2 separate regions of the Mus musculus genome follow, and region 2 is linked to region 1. The links are chromatin loops, found by intact Hi-C in ENCODE. Cell type or tissue: heart. All regions are shown on one strand. Each heading gives the region's core, and the rest is flanking DNA. Links, peaks and the distances in the headings are about the cores only. Region 1 holds the start of 1700016P04Rik (RIKEN cDNA 1700016P04 gene). Region 2 has its middle 190 kb from the start of Gm38767.

Region 1 (8,343 bases), core at 199-8,198:
GTAGTGTTTTGTTTTACCCTAGGTCTCTGGGATATCCAGTTTCTAATTCTTGGTTACCCAAGCAATGTGGGGTATGAGCTTATTCTGATTGGAGTAGGCCTTACATAAAATCAGACATTGATTGACTACTTCTACAAGTTCTTTACCACCAATGCCCAAGCATAATTTGTAGGAAGGACAGATTGTAGGTTAAGGGTTTTGTGCTTGGGTTGGTGTCTATATTTCTTTTTCAGTAGCCAGAAACTTACCTTCCTATACCAAAGACACTAGAAAGTAGGGATGAAAGGGCCATGTAGGCACCAGCTTGACTTCTTCATGTCCAATGAGTTTTGTGAATGTTGTCTTCAGCAATAGGGCCCAGCTGTCGATTTTCAAGGAACGATCCTTTGTCATTGAAATACCCTGGGTTATTTGGGAATTTCTCATTGGAACTCTTTGGTCAACAATTCAATTTAATACAGTGGAGACCAGCCATGGGAATCCTCACCTGGCAACAGATATGACCAGTTGAATCTCCTTAGAGCCCATTATTAGGAGTCCTCATTATGATCACTTCCATAGACTCTAGGCAGTTTCCTCTGCACTAGGTTTCCACACCACCCCCAAAGTCTACTAATTCTAACCATCTCTGCCTCTTTTCTCTCCCTCTACTTCATTTTCCCCTACCTGACATCTCCCCATATCTGCACTCACCTATTCCTAATCCATTTGTGAAATCAACTTTTCCCTCTCCAGGGGAGAGCCATTGGTACACCACAGATCGCCTCCTCATTATCTTACCTCTTTGGGTTTATGGATTTTAGCTCGGAGATCATTTACTTAACAGTTAATATCTTCTTAAGTGAATAATACCCTATTTATCTTTCTGGGTCTGGGTTACCTCACTTGGAATGATTTGTTTTATTTTTTATGTTTTTTAGTTTCATCTATTTGCCTGCAAATTTCATGATAGCATTTTGTTTATTTGGTTTTTTTTAACATCTGAGTAATACTACAGTATGTAGATGTACCCATATTTTCTTTATCCATTCTTCTGCTGAGAGACATCTAGGTTGTTTCCGGTTTCTGGCTATTATGAATAAAGCCACAATGAACATGGTTGAGGAAGTGTCTTTGTTGGAGGATGGAGCATCCTTTGTGTATATGCCCAAGGGTAGTACAGCTGTATCTTGAAGTAGGTTGATTCCAAATTTTCTGAAAAACTACCATATTGATTTCCAAAGTAGCTATATAATTTGCTCTTCCATCAGCAATGGAAGGTTCCCCCTACACCACATCCTTGCCAGCATATGTTATCATTTGTGTGACTGATCTTGGCCATTCTAATATGTAAAAGATGGAATCTCAAAGTACTTCTGATGTTCATTTCTCTCACATCAAAGGATGTTGAACATTTCTTTGTTTCTCAGCCATTTGAGATTCCTTTTTTGAGAATTCTTTGTTTAAGTCTATACCCCATTTTTAATTGGTTTACTTGTTGTACATAAATTTTAAAATCCCTTAGATCCTTTCATATTTCTTTCTTGACCCACTGGTCATTCAGTATGGAATTGTTTAGTTTCAATAAGTTTGTTGGCTTTCTGTTGTTTCTGTTATTGTTGAAGTTTAACTTTAATCCATGGTGGCCTAATAAAACATAGGGAGTTATTTCAATTTTTTTGTATTTGTTGAGACTTGATTTGTGTTCAAGTCTGTCGCTATTTTTGAAAACATTTCTATGAGATGCTGAAAAACATGCTATGTTCTTTTCATTTTAGGTGAAATATTCTGTTGATATCTGTTAGATCCATTTGATTTATAATGCCTGTTAGCGTTAGTATTATCTGTGTTTATTATTTTTTCTCCATTATTGGGTAATGGACAAATGGGTAAGTTATTGAAGTCTTTTGTTATCAGTATATGAGTGTCAATATGTGATTTTAAACTATAGAAGTGTTTCTTTTATAAATTGGGTAGGGCCTTGTGTTTGGGGTATACATATTAAGAATTGAAATGTCATGTTAGTGGATTTTTTCCTTTGATGTGTATGTAGTATCCTTCCCTATCTCTTTTGACTAGTTTTTGTTTAAAGCCTAATTTGTTAGATATTAAAATGGCTATACCCACTTGCTTCTTAGCTCCATTTGCTTGGAATATCTCTTTTCAACCCTTTACTATGAGGAAATGTTTATCCTTGATGTTGAGATGTGTTTGTTGGATACAGTACAAGGATGAATCCTGTTTTCATATCCATTTTCTTTGTCTTTTTGGGGGGGAATTAAGACTACTGATATTGAAAGATACCAATGACAAATGATTATTGGTTCCTGTTATGTTGTTGTTGGTGGTGGTGATGATGGTTGTAATGGTGATAATGGTGGTCATGTATGTACACATATTCTTCACTTTTTAAAAAATGTTCTAGTGTTAACATTATGTATTTCCTTAATTTTTGGTAGCTAACCTCCTTAAGTTAGAGTTTTCCTTCTAACAATTTCTTTAGGGCTGGTTTTATAGGTGGGTATTGTTAAATTTGACTTTATCATGGAATATCTTATTTTTCTCAACCTGTGGTGATTTTACATTATGTTAGGTATGGTATTCTAGGGCTGGCATCTGTGATTTCTTAGAGTTTGCCATACATCTATAAGATCTTTCAGGCTTTCAGAGTCTCCGCTGAGAAGTCTGGTGTTATTCTGGTAGGTCTGTCTTTAAATGTCACTTGGCCTTTTCCTTTGCAGCTTTTAGGGTTTTTCTTCATTCTATACATTTAGTGTTTTGATTATTATGTGGTCAAAGAACTTTCTTTTCTGGTCCTATCTATTTGGTATTCTGTGTGGTTCTTATACCTTTATAGGTATCTATAATCTGAGGATTTGGGTGACATCTTTAAGGAGGAGAATGGAGTTGAGACCCATAGTGGGAGAAATCTAGGGTAAAAGGCATACCTACAAAGAGGAATGCTCACTTGGATCCAGAGTACCAGTAAACTTCTTTTTCATGGGCATAAACCCTAGGATCTCTAGACTTTTACTACTACTACTAGAAAATCTTTAAAGTGGACACAGCAGAATGAAGGGTGGGGAATCTACCATCACAGAGTCCAGAGAAAATAGAGTGTTTCTTATACTTGCTTCCCATTTAAGATGGTTTTGGGCTTTCAAAGAAAACAGCATTAAAGAGCGTTTACTGGTTTGTTTTTGTTTTCCGTTCCCTATCTTCACTGAAACTATTTGCTAACCACATGAAGTTTGGAGAGAAACATGATATTGTGGTGTTTTTGATGGAAGGAAATGACAAAAATGACCGACCAACAAGAACTCAGAAAGTTGATGACTTTTGAGGGAGGAAATAAAACTTGTACAACAAAAGGCAAAGAAGGCCTGCAGTACGGGTACTGCAGAGACTGTGTTAGAGGGAGCATTTGAGTCTGGGAGTTGTAGACCAGCTGAACCAGCTTACCAAGACCTTTTTTTTTTTTTTCAAACAAAGAGAATTACATTCTAGTGCTGATAGAAGTGGACATGAAATAACATACTAGTGACTTTTTTCATGAAAGATGAGGAAATTTTAGTATGTGTTTGAAGGGGAGGGCCAGCAGCTTCTTATTCTGATATGAACAGCTCCTGCGGAGTAAAAGGAGTAAATAAAAGAAAAAGAATATTGAGATTAAGTGAGAAAAGTGAGAAGTGAGCTTTTCCAGTCTAGAAGTTTCTATGAGCATTTACCATGTAGAACCCTGTGCTGGGCTTTAAGATTTGGTAGTATGGAATCCCTTTCTTTGGGGAATTTACATTTAATGGAAAATGCCCAAGATGACCAGGTAAAAATAGAAAAAGCATAATCACATGATGTTTTTCAGAACTCTTTGTAATACTTAGACTGGGGGGTGGAGAAGATCTGAGCTGGAGGCTGTCATAACTTAGGTTTGTCAAATGATCACATGGATTTGTTCAGGCATTTACGCTGGTGAACAGGATGTCCAATTGAGGAAAGGAAAATATACAATAGGAATTGGCACTCAGCCCATGTGGAAAGTAAAAAAGATGTGGGCCTGTACTTCTCCAATGGAGATCTTAAGTTAGATTTCTGTGAAGGGATAAGAGGCCAAAGTGTGATCCCTGTGGGTGGTCCCTGAGACTGTAGAGGGAGAGGAATAAACAAGATATGCTGTGATGATGCAATAAGGGCTTGTCTGTGTCACAATATGATCAAAACCAGCAGGCTGGGTGCAGGGCAGCGGTCGGAGTGGATGGCCCAGGAAAGTAAGACCATAGCATGTAAGATCTTGCTCATCCACAGATATCACTATATACAGCAATTCTGATTCTTCAAACATCGTCTCCACAGAGCTGTTCATCCTGTGGCATGCTTAGCTGTTTCCACACTGCTTTGCAATGAAGATTCATTACTGTATCTTAATGTTTCTCTTTCTGGGCCTGTTGTTAAACTCAGGTAAGACCTTCATAATAGACAAGAGTATTAGCTAGTGAGAACAATGTGTGAAGTAATGTGTTCATAACCAGCAATGTGTCTCAGTATATTCTCAATGCATATTTGGTTCGAAAGAATTACGAAATGGATGAGTTCATTTCTATACAAGTAGCTACTTGAAAGTGGAGTAGAATCTGAAGAACTTTTTCCTTCATACAAACATTCTCATCTCAGTTCTAGGGGTAGATTTATATATTTACAAGGAAGGGAATTAGGAACTTATTTCCTTTATATTTGTTTTGGTTTGGTGTTAGTGCCTCTTTTTTAAAAGATGTTAATTTTAAAATATTGTATGCATATGTGTCTTGTGGAAAGCAGGGTTGCTACAAGCATGAGTGCCTGAAGAGACCAGCAGAGGGTGCTAAGTCCCTGGAGCAGGAGTCCCAAGGCCTTTGTGAACCTCCAGTTGTAGGTGCTAGGAGTCAGACTCAGATTCTCTTCATCATGAGCAGTATAGGCCTTTAACCACTGAGCCATCCCCAGCCTGATAGTGCCCCTCTTACAGTCTATACACTCAGTAATTTCTCCTTTCATTTCAGAATATCTTCAGCCAGATGGAACATGATTCATTATTATTATTGTTGTTATTATTATTATTATTACTATTATTATTCATGACTTATGTGTATATATAGATAGATAATGTATAGAGACACCTGTAACAATAATAGTTAAGAAGTTAGATACTATGAATTTGAGAATTATGAGAGGGCAAAGGAAGAATTGAAGGGAGGAGAGAGGAAGGGAAAATGATAAATATATTCAGATATAAAATTATCAAAAATAAAATATACCCAACAAAATTAAAAAGCTATTTGAAAAAAATGACTCTGAACTTATTAAGTCTTAAAGCATCAAGTCCCCAAGAAGTAATAAATGTTTGATAAGATTAAGAACAGAAAGGAAGAAATGGAGGTATGTGATATTCAAATGCTTTAAAGAGTGATGTCTTAGTGAGAAGAGGCAAGTGTGAGTGGGGGCACATGAGTGAACAGGCTCCTAAGTGACTTAGGAGATGAGCCAGTTTTCAGGAATGACAACTCTGTGGTGACAAGGAGATGCCCAGGTGTTAATAACCTAGCACAGATATGAAGATGCTGTAGCTATGGATAAACATGGCAGAACTTTCCAAAAAACACAGACATTTCAAGTTATATGAATGCACAACTACTGTCAAGATCCTTCTACCTCTGTCCTTTCTCTGTCTCTTGGGTGTCTTGTGCCCTGTTTGTGATGGTGAAAATAAAAGGCTCTGTGTTAGTGGAGGGGAAAGGCAATTCAGAAGTCATCCATTCCAGCTTTTCCTTTTCTAGTCTTTTCTTCTTTCCTCCTCCTCATCTTCATACTTCTTGTCTCTTTATGTCTCTCTTTGTGTGTCTCTCTTTTTCCTTCTTTCTCTCTTCTATGCCTAGATATACAAGAGAGTTTGAAAACTACATAAAATAATATTTTTGGAAGGGAAGAATTATCAAGAAGACTCAAACCAAAAAGCAGACTTAGAAAACAGTAACTTCAAAGGGTAATGATGGACTAGATGCGGCGGCTCCACATTGAAGAGTACTTCTTTCCTGCTCTTCCAGAAGACTTGAATACAGCTCTGAATACAGCTCATATAGAGAACTTCCATTGAACAATTCACAACCACTTGTAACTTCAAAACCTTCTTCTGGCCTCTTCAAGTGCTGCAACACATGATGCACATACAAACACACACACACACACACACACACAAATTAAGATACATAAATGAACTTAGAGTGGTGGTGATTCAACATCTCAAAATAGTCTCTGATTGAAGTATATGAAAGGAAAACATAGAAGCCCTGGCTATGGATTTCAAGCCACTTTCTCAGAAAGATACCTGAGCTTTATGTACAGTGACCCTCACCTACCTAGAATGACAGAACTTTCAACATGGTATCATGTTCAGCTCTGAATGTTCAGTGATGACCATGCATGCTTACCCAGTGATGCTGGGCTTATTCAGTTTACAAGCAGGCCATTAATTCTCTACACCAAATCAAACTACAAACCATGTCACTGGCTTTTTAAACATGTGTTCATGTCACTTTAACAACTGTGTTGTCACTGTGATAAATTCTTATTTCCCATAGAACTTTATTTTGAAACCACTGCTAAAACTTTGTGACCAAATATTTTCCAAGAATGTTGTTGTTTATGTTTGATTTTAGGAAGTGAAGATATTCCCGAAGTCAACAGTACCCTGGACTGTAAAAATCAAACGCTGTGTAGTTCGGAGAATACAAATGGAGACTGCTCTGATGTTCAGAAAGTGGGGCTGTGTGTCTTACGTCTTAGTCAAACTCCTCAGCAACAGACCTAAAGAAATTGGGTACAAGGAATGCAAGAGGATCACCTCCTTTGATGCATTAAATTAGGAAATATATTTTTCTGTCCTTTATTGCCTAAGTGACATACACATGTATTTATTGACAGTTTAGAGAAAGGTTTATCCAGGAATACCAATGACAAACCGAGAACCTCCATGGTTTCTTTAATTTCAACAGGTCGAGAAATTGTTGAGAAACCAAAGACTTCCCTGCTTGTGGTGCTGGGGAGATTTGGGGCAGGGGGAATGGGAAAGGGGATATTAGAGAAGAAAACTACAGTCTGTGGTGTGTGCAGGAGCTAGAGAGACCAGGGCAATGGGAATAGTCATTTTTCACTCCAAGATTTTCAGATGCAGATAAAATTAACTTAGCTTTCTAATAGGCTTTGTTGTTATAATCCTTTTGAGTTACACAGCAATACTTGCTTCACGTCCTGCAATTCCTTCTCTAACAAGCCACACAAGGCAGAAAAGATCTTCTGAAGGAACGTACCCCTGAGCCCCATCCCTGGCATTGTTCCAGTGCCTACAATAGCTATCCCTGCTAACTGAAGTCCGGTAGCATAACCCCCAGCTTTCCTCTGAAATGAATACCACTGCTCACTTTATTTTCTTCAGATACCACATGATTGTACACTCTACCTTGCTCAAAAAAGGTAGGATTTTCATCGGGAAGGTTTTGCATCTTCAAATAGGAAGCTAGTTGCAGGACAGTGAAGTTTTGGTTTGGGGGGGGGCGTTGTTTTTGTTTGTTTGTTTGTTTGTTTGTTGACATGAATAACTTCGGGCCAATGTATATGTCAACTAGTCAGCACTCAGTCTCCAAACTAATGAAATTTTTGGAAAAGATCACAGGCATGTGCAGAGCTTAGATGGAGAGCTGGGGAGCCCAGGAGACCCCAAGAAAAAGGGGAAGGCTTAAACAGGTACTCACCTGAATCTCCAGTTCAGGTGATTTCCAGAGGGAAAAAGAAAGTTTCTGAATTATGCAAGGGATGCAGGCAGAAAGAATAACAAGGTAAAACAATGAAAACAATGGCAGCTCTTGTTTATTTATCGAGCAGCTGGGGATGAATTCAGGGCCCTATGTATACAAAGAATTTCCCACCAATTTATGTCCACAAAACTCTCCTGTCTTATACTATTACTAGGGCTCAGGGCAGCCTAGCAGTGGTAATACCACTAGTGGAACATGTATAGAGAAAGACATGTTAAGAATTCAAGGCAGCAAGTGCAGCCCCTACTCGGGGGGGGGGGGGGGGAGGATGCAGCTGGCCTCTATAAGGATTCTGCACCCTCACTTTTCTCTTCTTCTGCTGAAGCAATCTCAGATCTTTTGTAGTACTACTGGAATTCCCAGGATATGTCTGTAACAAATTCTACTTTCCACTGCTAACCCTAATGCTCTCCACCTGGGCTAGTTGGCTTCCTGCTATCTTTCATGGCCAGTATTGAACCTCAGGGAGTCAGGTTCACTTGTTCAGAAAGTAATGAATATTTGGCTTTGGACTTTCTCTCCC
Region 2 (8,343 bases), core at 162-8,161, 790 kb after region 1:
GTAGAATTCTGCACTAAATCCATCTGTTTCCGGGCTTTTATTTTTGGTTGGGAGGTTTTTTAATGATTTATTCTTTTTTTTTAATGGGATATGGACCTGTTTAAATAGTTTACATGCTCTTGATTTAACTTTGGATGTGGTATCTGTCTAGGAAATAATCCATTTAATCTAGCTTTTCTAGTTTTGATGATTGTAGGCATTTGTAGTATGATCTGATGATTTTTTTGAATTTCCTCAGTTTCTGTTACTATGTCTCCCTTTTCATTTCTGATTTTGTTAATTTGGATACTACCTCTGGGCCATTTAGTTAGTTTGGCTGGAGTTTATATATCTTGTTGATTCAAAGAACCAGATTTTGGTTTTGTGGATTCTTTCTATTGTTCTCTTTGTTTCTTTTTGGTTGATTTTAGCCCTGAGTTTGACTATTTCCTGCATTCTACTCCTCTTGGGTGAGTTTGCTTCTTTTTGGTCTAGAGCTCTCAGGCATGCTGTTAAGTTGTTAGTGTAAGATCTCTTCAGTTTCTTTACCAGGGCACTTATTGCTATGAATTTTCCTTTTAGTACCACTTTCATTGTTTTCCAATAGTTTGAGTATGATGTGTCAAGATTTTCAGTAAATTCCAGGAAGTCTTTAATTTCTTTACTTCTTCGTTGACCAAGTTATTGTTGAGGAAGGAAAGAGTTATTCAGTTTCCATGTATATGTGGGCTTTCTGTTGTTTTTGATGGTATTGAAGATCAGCCTTAAGTTATTGTGATCTGTTAGGATGCATGGAATCATTTCAATCTTCTCGTATCAATTGAAGGTTGTTTTCTGACCAATTAAATGGTCGATTTTGGAGAAGGTACCATGATGTGCTGAGAAAAAGGTGTATTATTTTGTTTTAGGATGAAGTGTTCTGTAGATATCTGTTAAATCTATTTGGTTCATAACTTCTCTTAGTTTCATTGTGGCTTTGTTGTGATATGCTTAGTAACTTGTCTTTTCTTTGGTCTAGGTTGTTTCTTGTGTTAGTTTTCTTTCTAGGATCCTCTGTAGAGGTGGATTGGTAGATATATACTGTTTGAATTTGGTTTTGTCCTGGAATATTTTGGTTTCTCCATCTATGTTGATTGAGAGTTTTGCTGGGTATAGTATTCTGGGCTGGCATTTGTGTTCTCTTAGAGTCTGCATGACCTCTGAAGAGGCTCTTCTGACTTTCATAGTCTCTGTTGAGAAGTCTGGTGTAATTCTGATAGGTCTACTTTTGTATATTTCTTGGCCTTTTCCCTTGCACCTTTTAATATTCTGTCTTTGTTCTATGAGTTTAGTGTTTTAATTATCATGTGATGAGGATTTTCTTTTCTGGTCCCATTTATTTGGTGTTCTATGGGCTTTTTGTGTATTTATGTTCAGCTCTTTCTTTAGGTTGGGAATATTTTCTTCTATTATTTTGTTGAAGACATTTTCAAATCCTTTGAGCTGGGAATCTTCATTCTTCTCTATTCTGATTATTCTTAGATTTGATCTTTTCATTATGTCCTGAATTTCCTGGATGCTTTGGGTTAGGAATTTTTTATGTTTTGAATTTTCTTTGACAGTTCTTTCAATCTCTTCTACTGTATGTTCTACATGCATGATTCTTTCTTCTGTCTTTTTTATTATGTTGGTAATATTTACATTTGTAATTCCTGACCTCTTTTTAGGTTTTTCCATTCCCAGGTTTGCTTCCATTTGTGTTTTCTATATTATTTTTACTTCCACTTTTAGGTGTTGAACTGCTTTATTCAATTCCTCCACCTGTTTGATTATGTTATCTTGTATTTCTTTAAGTGAGTTATTTATATCTTCCTTAAAGGACTCTATTAATTTCATGAGGTAGGATTTTTGCTCAGCTTACTGTATTTAAGATGTTTTGGTTTATTTAGGGCTTGCTGTGGTGGGAGAGCTGGGTTCTGATGATGTCCATGTATATTGGATTCTGTTACTTATAATCTTGATCTTGCTTCTTGCCATCTGGTTGCCCCTGGAGTTTGCTGGTCTGGGTGACTTTGTCTGGAGACTGACTCTTTTGGCCCTGGGTTGCTTCAGGTCTCCTGTTAGGCCTGTGGCCCTGACTGTGTCAGACCACTGTGGGGCCTTCCAACTAGGGGATCCTCAGAGGGGCAGAGAAACTGTTGATCTGTTGCTCTGGCTTCAGTAGATCTCCTGGCAGGCCTTCAGACTGTTGGGTCTTCAGAGGAGTAGTCTGGCTGTTGTCTTGTGCAAAGATATTTTCCAAGGGAAATCTACTGACTGTGGTTTCTGTTTCCCTGTGTGCAGCAGAATTCCAGGGAGGCTTTCAGTCTGTTGGGTCAGTTGTTCTGCATTCCACAGTGTCCCCAAGCAGGTCTTCAGGCTGGTGTCTGTTGCCCAGTTGCCCTGTCTACAGAGGAGCTCCGGGGATGCCTTCAAGCTGCAGTGTCTTCAGGGGAGCACACAAGTTGGTGATCAGTTGCTTGGTTGCCTTGTGTATAGCAGATCTCCTGGGATGCCTCAGACCTTAGTGTCAGTAACCTAGAGTGAAGTGGATCTTCTGGGTTGTCTCAGGATATGGTGTCTCCAGGGGATCAGACTAGCTAACAGTCCACCCCAGCAGATATTCCTGGGCAGAAGACTACTGCTTAGGTTCTTATATCACATAGTGAAATTAATTTCAGCCAACGTACAGACTTAAATGTGTGTCTGCTTCTCTAACATATACTTATTGGCAGGCTCTGTTCTTGACACTTGCAATAAAAACATTTGCTTCTAAGATCAGCAATGAAAAGGAAAGGAACAAACATAAGCTATTATTGAAAAGATTAAGAATTAGGAGACAAAAATAAGGCAGGGAAACAAGTGCTACTATAAACTTCGGCAGATTATGGTGGCAAATAGATATGATTACAATGACAATTCTTTTTCATTACTGTTTATATTATCTTTTAAAATGCATACTGTTTAAATATTTGGTGGAGAATTAAGTGGAATTGCCTGTTTCTACATATCAACAGGGAGAAAAATCTGTGAGTTAGAATGAATGGTTCTTTGTAGGCAGCCACACTAGACTTTAGAACCTTGAAATCAGTCAGTCGTTTTCATGCAGAATTCCTCTGGCCTGTACACAGAGGGAAAGGACAACTTGCATGTGGATTCTCTGATAGCTTATTTTTAGGAAACATTTTAGATTCCAATATTACAATGTTTCAATATTGAATATATCAGGTGAAAAAAAGATTTCGATATGCAAGATTAAAATTTGGACAACTCATTATGTTGCATGGCTGTTTGGTTGTAAAAGGGCATATTCAAGATGGATGAATGTTGCAGTTCTTACTGATAATTCTCATTTTTTGTTCTTTTAGTCTAACAAAAAAGTAAATAGGATGGGGACAGTATGTGGTTTTGGATATAAGGAAATTAAGTTTCTTGTTTATGTATCCTTGTTACATTTGCTATCCTTTATCTATTTCTAATGAAGAGTAATAGCTTATTAAAAACATTTTAATTTAGGTTTAAGGATGAGAGATGCTTAGAAAGACATCTAAGAGAATGGGTATATATCCAAGTGTGAGCCCGGGCTTAAGGGGCAATACATCCTTCATCTCTTGACCTTTCCATAAGATGTTTGCCATGTAAAAATGATGTATCATATCTTAAAATATTCCTATATATTTTCACATACTACATGTTCACACCATCCTTTGAAATGCCCAAACTTAACTTGTATTTTCAGTGTTCACTCAAAATCAGTCCTGTTGCACCCAGTAACAGACAGATATATGTAGTCTAGGCACTACAGAATAAACCAGTTTCAAGCATGTCAGCTTCTTTAATTCCTCTACCTCTGCTTCTTCCTAGAGAGGCATGGAAACTCCAGGGGCCACCTGGAGAGTAATGGTGTTGAGCAATGTCACTGGTGCTTCCACATTTGCAGTTCACTTCACCCACAGGTGGCAGGCCTTACTAAAATGGCTGCATCCCCCCACTGTGTAGTAGTTCATGCTGCCATCTGCTGGCGTTTCCTCTTGTTACAGCCATGAAAACTCAGGTCCCTAGATCAATATCAGAACTTCCAGCTGCATGTTTTCTGGATAATTTTATCTTTCTTACTATTACTCTGATATTAGGGTTACTCCATATCGGCCACAGAGCCATTATAGTTGGTTTCCTGTTATTGTGATGGCAGTGGGACTCCCCAGAAGAGCCCACTCTCTTGGAGTTCTCCATATGATGCAAGGCACAACTCCTAGTTCTCAAACTTCCTTTCCTGCTCTTGAAAGAATTTTCATTTCCTTTATTTTAGACAAAACATGGGTAAGGATTTGCTACCATATTATTTTGCCTTAGAACTTGGCCACAAAGAACAAGCCACTGACACAATTCTTTTTAGTATTGTTCAGTACCGCCATCTTTCTATAAAAAATACTTAATTCAGTCTGATGCAGCAGACCATACCACAACAAAGGCCGAGAAAGCACAAAGCACCATTCCAATGTGAGGATGCTATCCTACACCAATGGCAGGACAGTGGGATCTAGTCGTCTTCCTTCTCTTGCCTTTTAGTTAGTAGCATGGTATACTAAGCCCCTTATCACTTCTAGATTTTGCAAAAAACTTCCAATGTCTATAATTCTAGTACTTTTCTTTATACCAATTATTTTAAAATTTTTATTCTTTGAATTATTTGGTATTTATGTTGTGTAAAGTGATAGAGGAATGCAGATTAACAATTTCTCAAAATTACAGTATGGTTACCTGCTGCATTAAAGTTCTTAAAGAATGATTGATTCTAAAGTCCTGTGAGATTCTAGACATCGTTGATAATTTTATGATGAGTTTATAACCTTGCCATTTATATTCCAAATATTGATTTGATACTAAATGTTGGCTGTGTACCAGAACATTTGGGGGTGTATATAAAAACAAAACACCCTGTTAATTGGTTCCTGACTGATACAATCTTTATGGGATACATTATAGGTACTGCAATTTTTAAAATCTTCCTAATCTATTTTACTGTACAGTCAAGGTGAAGACTTGTGAACTAAAGCTTGTCTTTGGGTTAAATAAAACATAAATGAAACCCATGCAATACTTTTCATTGGCATGATGTGAAGGGAACATCTCTCATGATGTGGGGGACTGTTATCACACAGATTTTTCAGTCCCTACAGGAGGATTTATAATTTGATAAGTCTGGTAAGATGTCTAAAACTTTATGTTTCGAAAATGTATCTAGCCTTTGTAATGATGTTGGCCCAGAGTTCAGCCTTTAAGGAATCTTGCCATTGAGTACATAGTATACCTTTAGGCATAATAAGCCCAATCTTGATTTAGGCATGAGTTAAAATGAACCACGTTTACTTGGCTTCACCCTTTCCCCAGGTATTTTCGAGTAGGTGGTAAATTGAAAATGATATATACAGAATGTGATTCATGTTCACTGGTTATTGTTTGCAAAATCAGTTAAGGTGCAGTAAAAGGAAACATTAAAAGGAGAACCGTGAGAAAGTTAGAACAGAGGTAAGCTGATATTTATAAACATGAAGTAAAACTAATTTGCTGTTGGATCAAAAGTTTGGCTAAGCTTTCTACCAGTGATCATCAGAGAAGCACAATCCTTGCAGACATTAAAAATTCTCCTAAAGTAAAAACAATGCAGATGCTTCAGATAAAACCAACCCTATCCTGGCACTAAGAATCAATTTCTTCTATGCTTATTTCCAAGATTTATGTCATGCACCATTTACAATGCTAGGAGTGACACAATATTTTGTATTATTGTGCAGTGCATTCCACTACTTAGAGTCTGAGATCTTTTAATGAGCACAATATATGAGTTATTTGTACACTGAATTTGGATTTTTTTGCTAATTACATTTCAAAGTGTATTATTTAGAGTTCTCAATTTCTCAATGTGAGTCATTGCTGTCCATCAAGTTACAGTAGAAACAACTGTACAGAAACCAAATATGATGCTATTGATATCACTCTTGCCATTCTCTTCAGTTTTCTTGGCTAGAGCTAATCTCTAAAGTTGCTATGGCCTTGGCTCTGAACCAGGATGAAAAGACACAGATTATCTTTTGGTACCTGGTTAATCAGGAAGCTTTCTATCTCAGATGCAATCAGCACAGCAATGGAAAGGTGAAGTTACTTGATGCACATGATCCTAGCTAAGGTAGAAAGGGGCAGCAACAGTCTATTGTCATTTCAGTTTTCAAACAGTAAGTCAGTTATATTTTCATGGTGCATTAATGCCATGATGCATTTTTAATTATTAATTTATCCTCTCATATATTACATCCCGATGGCAGTTCCCCTTCCTTCCCTTTGCCCCCCAGCTCCAACCTCCCCTTCCCATTCCTCCTTGATTGCCCTTCAGGAAAGGGCAGTGCTCCTAGGTCAACCAAAGATAATTCCCTGGTCTCTATGTTATATGTTATTATTTACTTGTTTGTTTGTTTGTTTGTGTTTAAAATACTCCATATCCATTTTGACCTGAGCCAAAGATGGCTGCAATACGTCTTGTAGATAAAATATTTGTAGATATGCCTTATTTAAGAGTGAGATGGAGCTATGCTGGTAACAAATTTTATGCTGGTGAGCTAAGAACATGAAATAAACTATTTCATATATATATATATATATATATATATATATATATATTGCTCATTCTTTCTCTACAGATTGTGTATGTGTGTGTGCATATGCATGTGTTGATCTTTATATAACCACATGGTATTTCACATTGTGCAATGGACTTTTCTTTGAAACAAAAATTTAAAAGATACTCTGTAATATTTCATGCATCTATAGTCTATTTCCTTTCATTATTATGTATTACTTTGAATTAAGCAAAAACACACAATACAAGACAATACATTAAAATTTTAGAAAATGCATTAAAACCAGGGGTTTACCTCTTTTTACTTTCCCAAGGAAACCAAATTTTTGCAAGAGCCAATGATCCAGTTTCACTAATTCCCTATTTGTAGTGCCTTATAAAACCAATGACTTCTTTCCAGAATTGACATTGTATTTCAAAATTTACCTTCAGATACATAAATTACATGGTCTCCTGTATTTCAAAATAGTTTGTGTATCCTGTGCATCAACATATATTAGATAAAAACCCTGATGATGCCTCAATATATTGAATGTATTTAGTGTTATCTTAAGTAAAAGATTATTTTTGCAGCATGAATTTTTGTTTGTTTGCTTTTTTTAATAATGGGTATTGGCTCTATAGACAGATAACCAAGGTTCAGTCCTTGTCCCTGCCACTGATCAGGAGTATGAACTTAAGCTTGCTCCTTAAGTTTAATTAGCCAAGCTTCCTCATCTTTAAAGTAGGAGAAGGAAGGGAGAAATCGAAAGATGAAGCAGCTTCTATGATATTTCTAAGTTTGAGTTGGCTGGTTGGATGTTGACCAGAGAAAGAGAGGTATAATTAGAATTTCCATTACCCAGCAGGGAGGGGTTATCTGTGCAGACACAGATATTAAAAAAATAATAAGCTGCTCTATTTTAATACCTGTGAGTATAAAGCTTTTCAATTGAGTTGTTTACAATCCAGCTGTACACGGCTCTTCTCACTAATGAGTTTTGTGGGAACTTATAATTAAGAGGCTAGGCCACAAGTATACATACTTCTCATTCTCAAAATTTGGCTGAAAATAATCATAGCCCAAAACTGGTGGGATTTAAAAATGAAGAAAAACATAGACAGCTAATGAGATTTAAAAATATGAACATGAGGTTATAATAAAAAAATCCATAAGAAAAATATGCCAAGATGAGACTGGAAAAGAGAAATAAGCAAAAAGGAAAACGCAGAATGCAGTAGAAGCAGGGAACTAGCATGTGCTGAAGACAAATCCACATTATGCTCAGTCTCTCGGAGAGTTGGGCTCCTACACACTTTATAGACATATAAAGTAAAAAGGTATTTTAAGTCTTACAGACACACTTTATTTATGTTGTTTGGTATATATTTCTTTCTAGTTCCTTTGCCAGTACTAATGCAGAAAAACTTATTTAATGAACAATAATGTATAAAATGAATAAGAAAACTTTGAAATAAAATGAAGGGTCCTAGAGTTGTGGAGTTGTTATGCACATGGTGACTTTTCTATAAGAGACTCATGGATTATGATGCATTATCAGGTATCTTCAATCTTTCATCAGTGTCTTACAGTTCTTCTTGAACAACTATTTCATTTTATATATATATATATATATATATATATATATATATATATATATTGCCCATTCTTTCTCTACAGATTGTGTATGTGTGTGTGCATATGCATGTGTGTTGATCTTTATATAACCACA

The links. A loop is a pair of places that touch in the nucleus more often than their neighbours do. Peaks named below come from ENCODE experiments on the same cell type or tissue, not always from the same donor. Only the 100,000 strongest peaks of a DNase experiment are listed, where the experiment ranks them.
Region 2: a loop joins it to region 1, with 5 times the contacts of the local background. A loop is called at or near these places in 7 of 42 quality-filtered maps.

What each region holds. Positions count from the first base shown.
Region 1 is chr6:13,409,117-13,417,459 of GRCm38, forward strand. 1700016P04Rik (RIKEN cDNA 1700016P04 gene) reads left to right here and starts at 4,221. Exons shown (of 2, transcript NR_038149.1): 1 at 4,221-4,434; 2 at 6,666-6,880. In heart, for the core only: a CTCF peak has its summit at 4,830 (motif pointing right); no DNase peak of the experiment used is centred there.
Region 2 is chr6:14,203,728-14,212,070 of GRCm38, forward strand. No RefSeq gene overlaps it. Among named protein-coding and RNA genes, the nearest start is that of Gm38767, 190 kb to the left of the region's middle. In heart, for the core only: a CTCF peak has its summit at 4,015 (motif pointing left); no DNase peak of the experiment used is centred there.